Linked DNA regions of Homo sapiens: all the other regions are linked to region 2. Evidence: chromatin contacts called from ENCODE Hi-C or POLR2A ChIA-PET data. All regions are on one chromosome and are shown on one strand. Each heading gives the region's core, a stretch centred on a gene start or an enhancer-like site at or near the end of the contact. The rest is flanking DNA. Distances are from core to core; before and after follow the strand shown. Region 1 overlaps GAB2 (GRB2 associated binding protein 2). Region 2 overlaps NARS2 (asparaginyl-tRNA synthetase 2, mitochondrial). Region 3 overlaps GAB2 (GRB2 associated binding protein 2).

Region 1 (3,943 bases), core at 562-3,061, 170 kb after region 2:
GAACATCACACACCAGGGCCTGTTGTGGGGTGGAGGGAGCGGGGAGGGGATAGCATTAGGAGAGATACCTAATGCTAAATGAGGAGTTACTGGGTGCAGCACACCAACATGGCACATGTATACATATGTAACTAACCTGCACGTTGTGCACATGTACCCTAAAACTTAAAGTATAATAAAAATAAAAATAAAAAAAGACTCATATTTCATCAATATCCATCTTTTAACCTGCTTGCATGCTCTCGCTCTCCCTCACTCTCACACGTACTCTTTTTCTCTTGCTCTCTCTCGGTTGGCTGTTCTTAGGCGACAAATAGTGGTTCCTGCAACTTCAGGGAAATATTGTGACAACCCTTTGTCCAGTGACACAGCCAGTTTGAGTAACACAAAACAAAGGTCCTGGAGTTGAATCTTAATGACTCTGAGCTGGCTTGGAACATAACGCTTGTCGCTAAACTGATCACAGTGGCATGTAGGATGAAATGGTGCAAATTGGCTTAATCTAGATTACCATGATCTACTCCTTGAAGCCTATAGTTGGAGTCAGCTTTATATAAAGGATTCTAGGTGATCTTTTGTGTTTATGGTGTCTGTGTACCATCTTACCTGGAATAGAGATTGTGTTAAATTAACAGATCATCTGACTGAGAGGTTTTTTTCCCCCAAAACAGAAGCAAATAAACATTATTTTGTTCCTTTGGTATAACTTTCATTGAACAGTTATATAGTGCTTTGGAAGTATCAAGTCCTGTGCTAAATAAATGCTGGAGATACAAAAGCCCCTGACCTCAGAATGTCATAGTCTTGGGGTAAGAAAAAATTCATTCTGTGCCCGAGGAGCAAATAAGTTCCTTTAGAGTCCGAGGGAAACTGTACTTATCTGCCCTTTCTCAGATGAATGAGTCCAGAACAAATACAGTTAACTATGCTGCTCTCTTCTAGGGGATCTGCATTTGAGGAGTGGAAATAACTTTGGACTAGGAGCTGAGGCCTAGATTCTAGTTGCATTATTGCCATCTGCCATCACCAATTAACTATAAACTTGAATTCATAAACTCTGTGGCCAGTGTTTCTCAAAGTGTAGTGAGCAATTCATCTGCAGTAGCTTCACCTCAAGTTCTTTGTGGGTCTGGACCCACAGAATAAGAAGATCTTGGGCTGTGGTCTCTGTAAGTTGTTTAATCTCTATGAACTTCTTTTTCCTCACCTGTTAAGAGGATCCTATTTACCTTGCAGCATTTGTTAAAGGATTAAATGTGATAATGAGTAGAAAGCACATGGCAGGTAGCAAGAGCTCAGCAAATACACTTTTAAAAATTTCCTCAGAGAGTATAAAGTCTCTATGGTCCAGAGTAGTCGAAGGATTGCTAGAGGAAGGATAGCAAAAAGCCTTTCCTCGCTCAGGAAGTGTGCCTTCAAAAATGTGTAACTGTTACATGACTCCCACTGTACTCTTGTAATGTTTGCTGTTAACTATTATGGGACACGAGACTGGCATAGTAGCTTCGTGTTGAAATATATTAGGATAGACTTGTACATCATATGTTCAGAAGTGAGATCAGATTCCCCTGTGTCTTTGTGTTTGTTTGAGCTAGAACTCAACCACATCACCACCTGAGAGTTGACAGTTGAAAATATTTCTAAACCTCCAGAATCTTCTATCTTCTGCCCTGACTTTGGTATACCAAAGATAACAGAACTCTTCTTTGATGACTAAGGACTTCTCAAGGTCTCAAATCATCTTTTCTGATACCAAATCTCACGTGCCTTGTGGCTAAGGTTGTAGAAGGGGCAAGACATTACTTGGAAGAGGCTTTTGCGAAACTCCTGGAATAGGCGTGTCCTTTTAACTTCCCGCTTTCTGAAGAGGGTAAAACCAAAAACTGCCAGTAAACCTAGAGAATCCTATGAAGTGAGGTTTATGGTTAATCTGAATCTAACTGAGGTTACTGGGTGATACCTATAATTTAAACCTGTTAGGCGGGTATATGAAGAACATAACAGTTGTATCTTCAAAAAGCTCTTTGCCTTATTTTTTAAAAATTCACCAATAACAAAGACTGACTCTCTCTCTCTCACACACACACACACACACACACACACCCCTACACACCTCTTAGTGAAGCTCCCAGGTGGAGATGTGGTTATTCAGAAGAACACATCCCTCTGTTCTAAGAATCTGAGTAATCTGATTAAATGAGGTGTTACCATATCATGTTTTCTTAGTTAAAAAATACATAAGGGGCTGGGTACAGTGGCTCATCTGTAATTCCAGCACTTTGGGATGCTGAGGTGGGAGAATTACTTGAGCCTATGAATTTGACATTAGCCTAGCCAGCATAGTGAGACTCCATCTCTAAAAAAAAAAATTAACTGGGTATGATGGCGCATCCTGTGATCACAGCTAAATGGGAGGCTGAGGTAGGAGGATCGCTTGAGCCTAGGAGGTCGGGGCTACAGTGAGCCATGTTTGCGCCACTGCACTCCCGTCTGGGCAACAGAGGGAGACCCTGTCGCAAAAAAAAAAAAAAAAAAAAAAAAAAAAGAAAAAGAAAAAAGTAAGTCTCTCAAGATAGGGGAGAATAGACCTTAGGTAGTCTCTTGTCCATCTATTGATCTACTCTTTTTTTTTTTTGAGACAGAGACAGAGTCTTGCTCTGTTGCCCAGGCTGGAGTGCAGTGGTGCGATCTCCGCTCACCGTAAGCTCTGCCTCCCAGGTTCAAGCCATTCTTCTGCCTCAGCCTCCCGAGTAGCTGGGACTACAGGTGCTCGCCACCACGCCTGGCTAATTTTTTTTTTTTTTTTTTTTTTGTCGTTTTAGTAGAGACGGTTTCACCGTATTAGCCAGGATGGTCTCAATCTCCTGACCTCGTGATCTGCCTGCCTCGGCCTCTCAAAATGCTGGGATTACAGACGTGAGCCACCACGCCCAGCCTTGATCTACTCTTTGAGCCCTTCTTCTGTCACACTCCCCAACCTTCCCACCCTTTGTTTAGGCCAGGAGTCAACAAACAAATCCTGCCACCACTTCTTTTTCTAAGCAGTTTTATTGGAACACAGCCATGCCTGTTTGCTTATGAATTGTGTATGGTTGCTGTCATGCCACTATAGAACTGAGTAGTTATGACAGAGAAAATATGACCTGTAAAACCCAAAATATTTGCTAACATCCTTAACAAAGTTTGCTGATCCCTCACCTTGCCTCTTTCTTCAAAATCTCCAGTGTTGAGTATTCTCCAGTTTCCAAGAGACCTGCTTTGGACCACTCATTTAGAAAGTTCTTACGTTCTAAAAAAAATAAAATTTGGTTTTCCGTAGACTGCTCCTGCTGGTACTTGTTCAACTTGAGTATGTTGAGTAACTAAAAATAAATCAAATCGCTCTTCCACATATTGGCGGCCCTTTATATCTTAGAACAACACTATGATCATGACTCCAGGCAGAATCTTGCAGAATCCTGGTGTGATAAACTTTCACGGGCCTTCATTGTCACCAGAAGGGAGCATAACACTCTTGCACAGCTAAATTGTGGCCCACCTAGGTTTTCTGGGCGCCAAGAGCAATAAGAGGAAGTTATAGCCTCATTCTACATGCTTGAAGACCTTGAGATCTAACCCAAAGGATAGAGACAGGTTCATGTGACATGTACTGTCTGTTCAACAGCTAGGAGTGATGCAACTTCCAGGTCATATGTACCCACACTTTGTGGTCTTGATGGTTGTGAAATGGTTTGTTTTCTGACAGAAGGAAAACAGTCACTTCTATTTCATCAGAGATGGGAGTGGCATACCCTTGATCCTAGACACAAATTCTTTTTTCCAACTTTCTTGACAGTAGACCCTATCCATATACTTCTTTAAGCCCCACTGTTAAGTAAAGTGACTTTCATTGTCTTTTGTCTCCGTTATTACTACCCTAATTTAGATTGCCATCTTCTCTCAC
Region 2 (3,710 bases), core at 1,092-3,591:
TATTCAGGGTATACGACATGATGATTTGATACATGTATACATTGTGTAACAGATTATCATAATCAAATTAGTTAACACATCTGTCATTACCCACACTGTACATTAGATCCCCAGAACTTGTTCATCTTATAACTGAAAGTGTATACACTTTGACAAATATCACCTCATTTGCCCCATTCCCAGACCCCTGACAACCACTGTACAACTCTCTCTTTCTGTGAAGGAACTCCTTTGTTTATTTTTTATTGTATTTAATTAATTAATTAATTTATTTATTTATTTATTTATTTATTTTTTGAAAGACAAGATCTCTCTGTGTTGCCGAGGCTGGAGTGCAGTGGTGCAAACATGGCTCACTGCAGATTCCACCTCCCAGGCTCTCATCATTCCTCCCAACTCAGTCTCCCAACTATCTGGGACTACAGGTGCGTGCCACCAGGTCTGGCTGATTTTTTTATTTTTTGTAGAGACAGGGTTATGTTGCCTAGGCTAGTCTCGGGCTTCTGTGCTCAAGCACTCCTCGGCTTCCCAAGGTGCTGGGATTAAAGGCATGAGCCACCATGCCTGGCCAGAGCTTTTTTATTTTATTGGCAATGATATAGGTCCAGAGAGACCACATGGTCTGTCAATGGACATATGTATAATGTTGGAGGCAAAACTCTTTTCCTATTCCAGTTATTTTTTCCTGTAACTAAGATACTGCCAAACAAGTGGTAGTAATAAGATAATGTTAACCTTTGTGTTTAAACTATTCCTTGTACCGGTTCAATCCCAATTAAGTCAGATCTTTATGTATTACAAAAGTAACCTCTGTTTGTTATATTTATGATCAATTCTTTGTGTAAGTTTTCATTTCTTTTTCTCCTAACCCTGGAAGCTTCATGAAGTCAGGGATTATAACTTTTTCTTACCACTATATCCAGTATATCATATGGTACCTGGAATTTAATAGGCACATTAGTATTTGCTTAATAAATATATTGAACAGAGTTAATAAATATTCATCAAAGAGCATCTCATACATGAGTTGACTCTTTTTATTTAAAAAGAAGTCACCGGCCATCACTGTGGCTCACACCTGTAATCCCAGCACTTTGGGAGGCCAAGGTGGGCAGATCACGAAATCAGGAGTTCAAGACCAGCCTGGCCAACGTAGTGAAACCCCATCTCTACTGAAAATACAAAAAAAATAGCCGGGCATGGTGGCGGGCACCTGAAGTCCCAGTTACTTGGGAGGCTGAGGCAGGAGAATCACTTGAACCCGGGAGACAGAGGTTGCAGTGAGCCGAGATTGCACCACTGCACTCTAGCCTGGGCGACACAGCCAGACTCTGTCTCAAAAAAAACAAAAGTCACCAAGAGAAGTCATTTAGCCAAAGATAGGCTCAATATTAGGAATATTATCTTCTATCATTTAATTTCCTGAGACTTAGGAACAATAACGTGGAAGAAGCTGTAGGCACTATTAAAAATTGTGATTCTGAAGTCAGGTTTTTTTTTTTATCTCCTTGTAAAGTAGACTTTGTTTTCCTGCAGGTGCTGTATTGTCTGCTCCTGGGGGGTGGGGGTGGGGGAGCAATGGGGACACAGTAAGCATAGTGTCTATCTACTGGCCTCAGCTTTCATCTTTCCAGGCCTGTAGGTGTTCTTGTTAACAAATATCTCTCTCTTGTTTAGTCAGCTGTGTAACCTTAGCAGCTAGCTCCACACATGGAGCCTCAGGAAGATGAAGCCCTTAGAATTGATGCAGGTTATTTTCAGCTGCTTAATTGTATATTTCACCTCTGTCTCCTCTTTTGGTCATTTCTTTCTTCTCATTACAGTGGGGTGCTGACCTACGGACTGAACATGAAAAGTACCTGGTGAAGCACTGTGGCAACATACCTGTCTTCGTTATTAATTATCCATTAACACTCAAGCCTTTCTACATGAGGGATAATGAAGATGGCCCTCAGCACACGGTAAGAAGAGATACTAAATAAATTGGGGTTAGTCCTCTTAGGTTGGGTTTTTCATTTAGCCTTTGTGATCTTTTCTTAAATGTCATCTATCACTCTATCTCTTAAAATGATAATGTTTTTCAAAGACATCTCTTAAAAATTTTTCCCAAAGAAGATCCCAGTGTTCTATAAACGTACTTCCTCATTTCTGTCACAAGGTCTTCTTCTTAGTTTAGCAGGTGCAAATCTAGGTTTTCTTTGTTTCGTTTTGTTATGTTTCATTTTGTTTTGTTTTGTTTTGTAATGACTGAGAGGAAGTGGCCTAGAACACTGTATGGCTATACCAAGCTTGTTAGTCTGTGGTGAAGTACTGGTTAGGAGACTCCTAGGAGGGAAGGCATACTGGGCAAGAGATGAGAGCAGTGGCACTGAGAGGTGACAGCGTGCTGGTAGCCCTCACAGCCCTCTCTCGCTCTCGGCGCCTCCTCGGCCTTGGCGCCCACTTTGGCGGCACTTGAGGAGCCCTTCAGCCTGCCACTGCACTGTGGGAGCCCCTTTCTGGGCTGGCCAAGGCCGGAGCCGGCTCCCTCAGCTTGTGGGGTGGTGTGGAGGGAGAGGCATGGGCGGGAACCAGGGCTGCCTGCGGTGCTTGCGGGCCAGTGCGAGTTCCAGGTGGGTGTGGGCTCGGCGGGCCCCACCTGCTCCGGGCAGTGAGGGGCTTAGCACCTGGGCCAGCAGCAGCTGTGCTCAATTTCCTGCCAGGCCTTAGCTGCCTTCCCGTGGGGCAGGGCTCGGGACCTGCAGCCCCCCATGCCTGAGCCTCCCCACCCCTCCGTGGGCTCCTGTGTCGCTGAAGCCTCCCTGACGAGCGCCGCCCCCTGCTCCACGGCGCCCAGTCCCATTGACCACCCAAGGGCTGAGGAGTGCAGGCGCATGGCGCGGGACTGGCAGGCAGGTCCACCTGCAGCCCCAGTGTGGGATCCACTGGGTGAAGCCAGCTGGGCTCCTGAGTCTGGTGGGGACGTGGAGAACCTTTATGTCTAGCTAAGAGATTGTAAATACACCAATCGGCACTCTGTATCTAGCTCAAGGTTTGTAAACACACCAAACAGCACCCTCTGTCTAGCTCAGGGTTTGTGAATGCACCAGTGGACACTCTGTTTCTAGCTACTCTGATGGGGACTTGGAGAACCTTTATGTCTAGCTAAGGGATTGTAAATACACCAATCAGCACTCTATCTAGCTCAAGGTTTGAAAACACACCAATCAGCACCCTGTGTCTAGCTCAGGGTTGTGAATGCACCAGTGGACACTGTCTAGCTACTCTGGTGGGGACTTGGAGAACCTTTGTGTGGACACTCTGTATCTAGCTAATCTGGTGGGGACGTGGAGAACCTTTGTGTCTAGCTCAGGGACTGTAAATGTACCAATCAGCGCCCTGTCAAAACAGACCACTCTGCTCTACCAATCAGCAGGATGTGGGTGGGGCCAGATAAGAGAATAAAAGCAGGCTGCCCGAGCCAGCAGTAGCAACCCGCTCGGGTCCCCTTCCACACTGTGGAAGTTTTGTTCTTTCGCTCTTTGCAATAAATCTTGCTCCTGCTCACTCTTTGGGTCCACACTGCCTTTATGAGCTGTAACACTCACCGCGAAGATCTGCAGCTTCACTCCTGAAGCCAGCGAGCCCACGAGCCCACCGGGAGGAATGAAGAACTCCAGACACGCCGCCTAAAGAGCTGTTAACACTCACCGCGAAGGTCTGCAGCTTCA
Region 3 (3,693 bases), core at 667-3,166, 150 kb after region 2:
TTCATGACCAGTCTGGCCAACATGGTGAAACCCTGTCTCTACTAAAACTACAAAAAAAATTAGCGGGGCATGGTGGTGGGCACCTGTAATCCCAGCTACTCGGGAGGCTGAGGCAGGGGAATTGCTTGAAACAGCGAGGTGGAGGTTGCACTGAGCTGAGATCGTGCCACTGCACTCCAGCCTGGGCGACAGAGCGAGACTCCGTCTCAAAAAATAAATAAAATAAAATGGGATAATAATAGTAACAACTCACAGGATGTTGTAAGGATGGAATGAACTCTTATATGTAAAGTGCTTAGGAGAGTGCCTGGCCCAAAGTAACTGTATTTTGTTTTTGTTGTGGTGGTGGTGGTGGTGGTGGTGGTAAAGACCACACAGCTTGGAGAAACCCCAGAATCTCCCTCTTGTTTTCCTCTTACTTTCTTATTGAAGAACTGTAGGGAAATTACCTTTTTTTTTTTTTTTTAAACTCCACAGGTCATGCTGGCTCAGAGTTTACAGTAAACACCAGGAACATTCAGTTGGTTGTGCCCTCAGTTCAGGGCATCTTATGTAATGTGCTGCCCTGTGACACAGACCTAGAAAAAGGGCTGTTTTCAAGCCTAGACATGGGAGGAAGGTTGGTATTCTTCGTAATTTGCAGCAAGGCATGAAGCTGATGTCTATCACTACAGCCAGCCCTGGACGGCATTGTTTGTTAGGTAAAATTGTCGGTAGAACTCTGCTCTGCCTCTTACCTGTTTCTCTCACCCCATCTCAGGGCCTCAGGGCTCTGGCCTCTGTATGACCTGGTGGGATTGAGCTTCTGTAGGCACCTCTTCTTGCCCACAGCCTCATACCTAACTACCGCCTCGCTCCAAGTCCAGTTGTCTCAGGCTTTCTAGGTGTCTTGCTACTCTGGTAAACTAATTGTATCTTATGTATTTATGGAAAGAATTAATGAATAAACAAATGCATGGAGGCAATTTAAAAGCAATATAATAAGCAGTACCAACACCACTGCCTGGCCCACAGCCTGGCACGCAGAGGCTTTTGTTGTTATGTTATAGTGGCTCAGTGAAAACTTATTGAATAATTTATTACTTTTGGTGTAATGCATTTACTATCCTAACCGTATGTTTGAAGCCCAGTTCAAATGCTCTATCCTTTGTTGAACTGTTCTTATATCAAATAAAAATTCTTCCTTTTCTGTAATAGAACTTTATAGGAAAGTTTATATATATAATATTCTTTAGGGAAAGAAAAAAAAACAACCTTTATATTACCTTACTTGATTCTTGTAACAACCTGGTTAGGATTATCATCTTCATTTTATAATTGAAACTGAGGCTTAGGTATATGAAAGAGCTCATTTTTATGCAGCTCTTAAGTAATGAAGCTGACCCCAAAACTTACTTTCATGTATATAAAATGTACCTAATAAGTGTTCAGTAAATATGGGGGGAAGAAAAAACTTACTTTCATTTAGTAAATTATTTTTACCTCAGTACATTATATAGGCAGATGTATATTTTATGAAGTTGTGCCCATATTTTAGCTTCCCCACTAGAACAGAAGCCCTTTTGATCTGAGAACTGTCCCATCTTGTTGCCTCTGCTTCCCAGAGCTTCACACATAATAAATGTTTGAAAGTAAATTGCTAATTTTAACAGGGTTCTTCAGTGGCAGAATTTCATACAAAATCATTGTAGTGAAAGAAAAAACCTTTAGTAAGGAGACAAATCAAACTTTTTTCCCCTGTGTAGAGAGCTCCCTAATGGGTCTTCTTATTTTTTTAGAATGAACTGTAGGACATACCCACAAGGGTACTCTTTCTGATGGGTGATACGAGGCTCAGGGTTTGTGGCAATGAACTTTGCTCTTTCCCACACCTGAAGCTGCAGCTGTAACACACATCAGAGACTGAAGGACAGTGGCGCTGGAACACGACCAGGCCTGGGCTGCGGTTCGCCTTGGTGAACTGAGATTCATCACTATTAATATCTGAGTTTCCATTAATAACCCTTTTCACTGTGAGCTCATTTAAATCTTCTGTTCTCTAAGCTATTTTTAACCACACATTCTTGGGCCTGGGCCTGGTTCCCGCTTACAGATCATAACTTTCATTTTGATTTTTTTTTCTTTTTTTTTTTTTTTTTGAGACAGAGTCTTGCTCTGTCGCCCAGGCTGGAGTGCAAGTGGCACGATCTTGGCTCACTGCAAGCTCCGCCTCCCAGGTTCACGCCATTCTCCTGCCTCAGCCTCCCGAGTAGCTGGGACTACAGGCGCCCACCACCGTGCCCGGCTAATTTTTTTTTTTTTTTTTGTATTTTTAGTAGAGACGGGGTTTCACCGTGTTAGCCAGGATGGTCTTGATCTCCTGACCTCGTTATCCAACCGCCTTGGCCTCCCAAAGTGCTGGGATTACAGGCGTGAGCCACCGCACCCGGCTCATTTTGGTTTTTGTACTTGCAGAAATAATAGGAATTCTGCCCAACCCCTCACTCCCTCCACCCCCACATTTCTCAGAGGCGTGTATTGAAATTGTAGGTGGGACAATTCTTTGTTATGCGAGATTTTATCCTATGCATGGTTTGAGGTTAATATACCTGTCCTCTGCCCTCTAATGCCTGTAAGGCTTTCCAATCATTGTGACAACTTACCCCACCACTGCCACCACCACACACACAGGCGCGCGCGCACACACACACACACACACACACACACACACACACACACACACACATTTCTAACCCTCCCCAAAGTGAACCGTACTGGGACTGATTGAAAGCCATTATAACCAGACACCTCTCTCTGCCACCCTTGATCTCTCTCTGTTGACTTGAGTCCCTATCCAAGGTAGAACTAGGAAACAGGATGTTACTCTCTATATCCTGAGAAAAGCAGCTTTTCTGTTTCCCCAGAGCTCTCCACTTTGTGAAATAGAGAAGCAAATTAAGATCTTGGGGATTGAACTGCTGAGACCAGTTGAATATCATTGTTGCTCTGTCAAGACAGGTTTTTTAAAAAAATATTAGCCAGGCATGGTGGCATGTGCCTGTAGTCCCAGCTACTCAGGGGGCTGAGGTGGGAGGATCCCCTCAACCCTGGGGAGGTTGAGGTTGCAGTGAGCTGTGATCATGCCACTGTACTCCAGCCTGAGCGACAGACTGAGACCCTGTCTCAATTTAAAAAAAAAAAAAAAAAAGGCAGGGGGCAGGGTTTAACCACAAGATTTTATTCTCTTAAAATTACATGAAGGCTGGGGAGGGGGACAGGGACTGGGGAAAGGCTGTTAGTTAGTATGGAATTTCTTTTTGGGTGATGAAAATATTCTGGAATTAAATAGTGGTGATGGTTGTACAACCTTGCAAGTATACTAAAAGCTACTGAATTGTACACTGTAAAGGGTAGATTGTATTGCATGTGAATCATATCTCAATTTTTTTAATTGCTTGAGTCTGCTACTCTTAATATTTCCCTACCTGTCATCTGATCTCCCAAGCTTGAAACTTTTATCTGGCAGTTACTTTTGACTCTTCTCTCTCCCGCAGTTTTCATTTCTAGTGGGTCACTAAGACCTAACTCCTAAGTAATTCTCAAATACCTTTTTTTCTGTCCCCACTCCCAGTGACATTACTCAGGCTCTCCCTTGCCTGTACTGTCGTGACTAGCTGTTAATTTCTCTTCCTGTCTCTAGACTTCTCCTACCCT

The links. Hi-C counts contacts between places; a loop is a spot of excess contacts on that map. ChIA-PET counts read pairs that join two places held with the same protein, here RNA polymerase II (POLR2A). Pooled maps may share reads with other maps.
Region 1: a map of naive thymus-derived CD4-positive, alpha-beta T cell shows a loop between it and region 2 (3-fold over the local background). The contact joins two enhancer-like sites. A Hi-C loop is called at or near these places in 1 of 168 maps with a recorded cell type or tissue (naive thymus-derived CD4-positive, alpha-beta T cell) and 4 of 50 pooled maps. POLR2A ChIA-PET finds 5 or more read pairs at or near these places in 2 of 52 experiments (AG04450 and activated T-cell).
Region 3: a map with no recorded cell type shows a loop between it and region 2 (13-fold over the local background). The contact joins two enhancer-like sites. A Hi-C loop is called at or near these places in 8 of 37 single-sample maps with no recorded cell type and 9 of 50 pooled maps. POLR2A ChIA-PET finds 5 or more read pairs at or near these places in 3 of 52 experiments (AG04450, Caco-2 and Panc1).

Annotation. Positions count from the first base shown.
Region 1 is chr11:78,290,164-78,294,106 of GRCh38, reverse strand. All of the region lies in intron 1 of GAB2 (GRB2 associated binding protein 2), which reads left to right. Among named protein-coding and RNA genes, the nearest start is that of USP35, 100 kb to the right of the region's middle. RefSeq lists an enhancer at 3,550-3,844. Within about 2 kb of position 1,811, at least 2 of the 41 ENCODE cell types and tissues checked have a DNase peak (open chromatin) inside an H3K27ac peak, as active enhancers do.
Region 2 is chr11:78,464,127-78,467,836 of GRCh38, reverse strand. NARS2 (asparaginyl-tRNA synthetase 2, mitochondrial) reads left to right here. Exons shown (of 14, transcript NM_024678.6): 11 at 1,824-1,961. Among named protein-coding and RNA genes, the nearest start is that of LINC02728, 36 kb to the right of the region's middle. RefSeq lists a silencer at 344-511 and enhancers at 1,738-1,797, 1,908-2,147, 2,318-2,367. Within about 2 kb of position 2,341, at least 8 of the 41 ENCODE cell types and tissues checked have a DNase peak (open chromatin) inside an H3K27ac peak, as active enhancers do.
Region 3 is chr11:78,308,959-78,312,651 of GRCh38, reverse strand. The region is part of intron 1 of GAB2 (GRB2 associated binding protein 2); the gene reads left to right. All of the region lies in intron 1 of LOC105369402 (a long non-coding RNA gene), which reads right to left. Among named protein-coding and RNA genes, the nearest start is that of GAB2, 110 kb to the left of the region's middle. Within about 2 kb of position 1,916, at least 17 of the 41 ENCODE cell types and tissues checked have a DNase peak (open chromatin) inside an H3K27ac peak, as active enhancers do.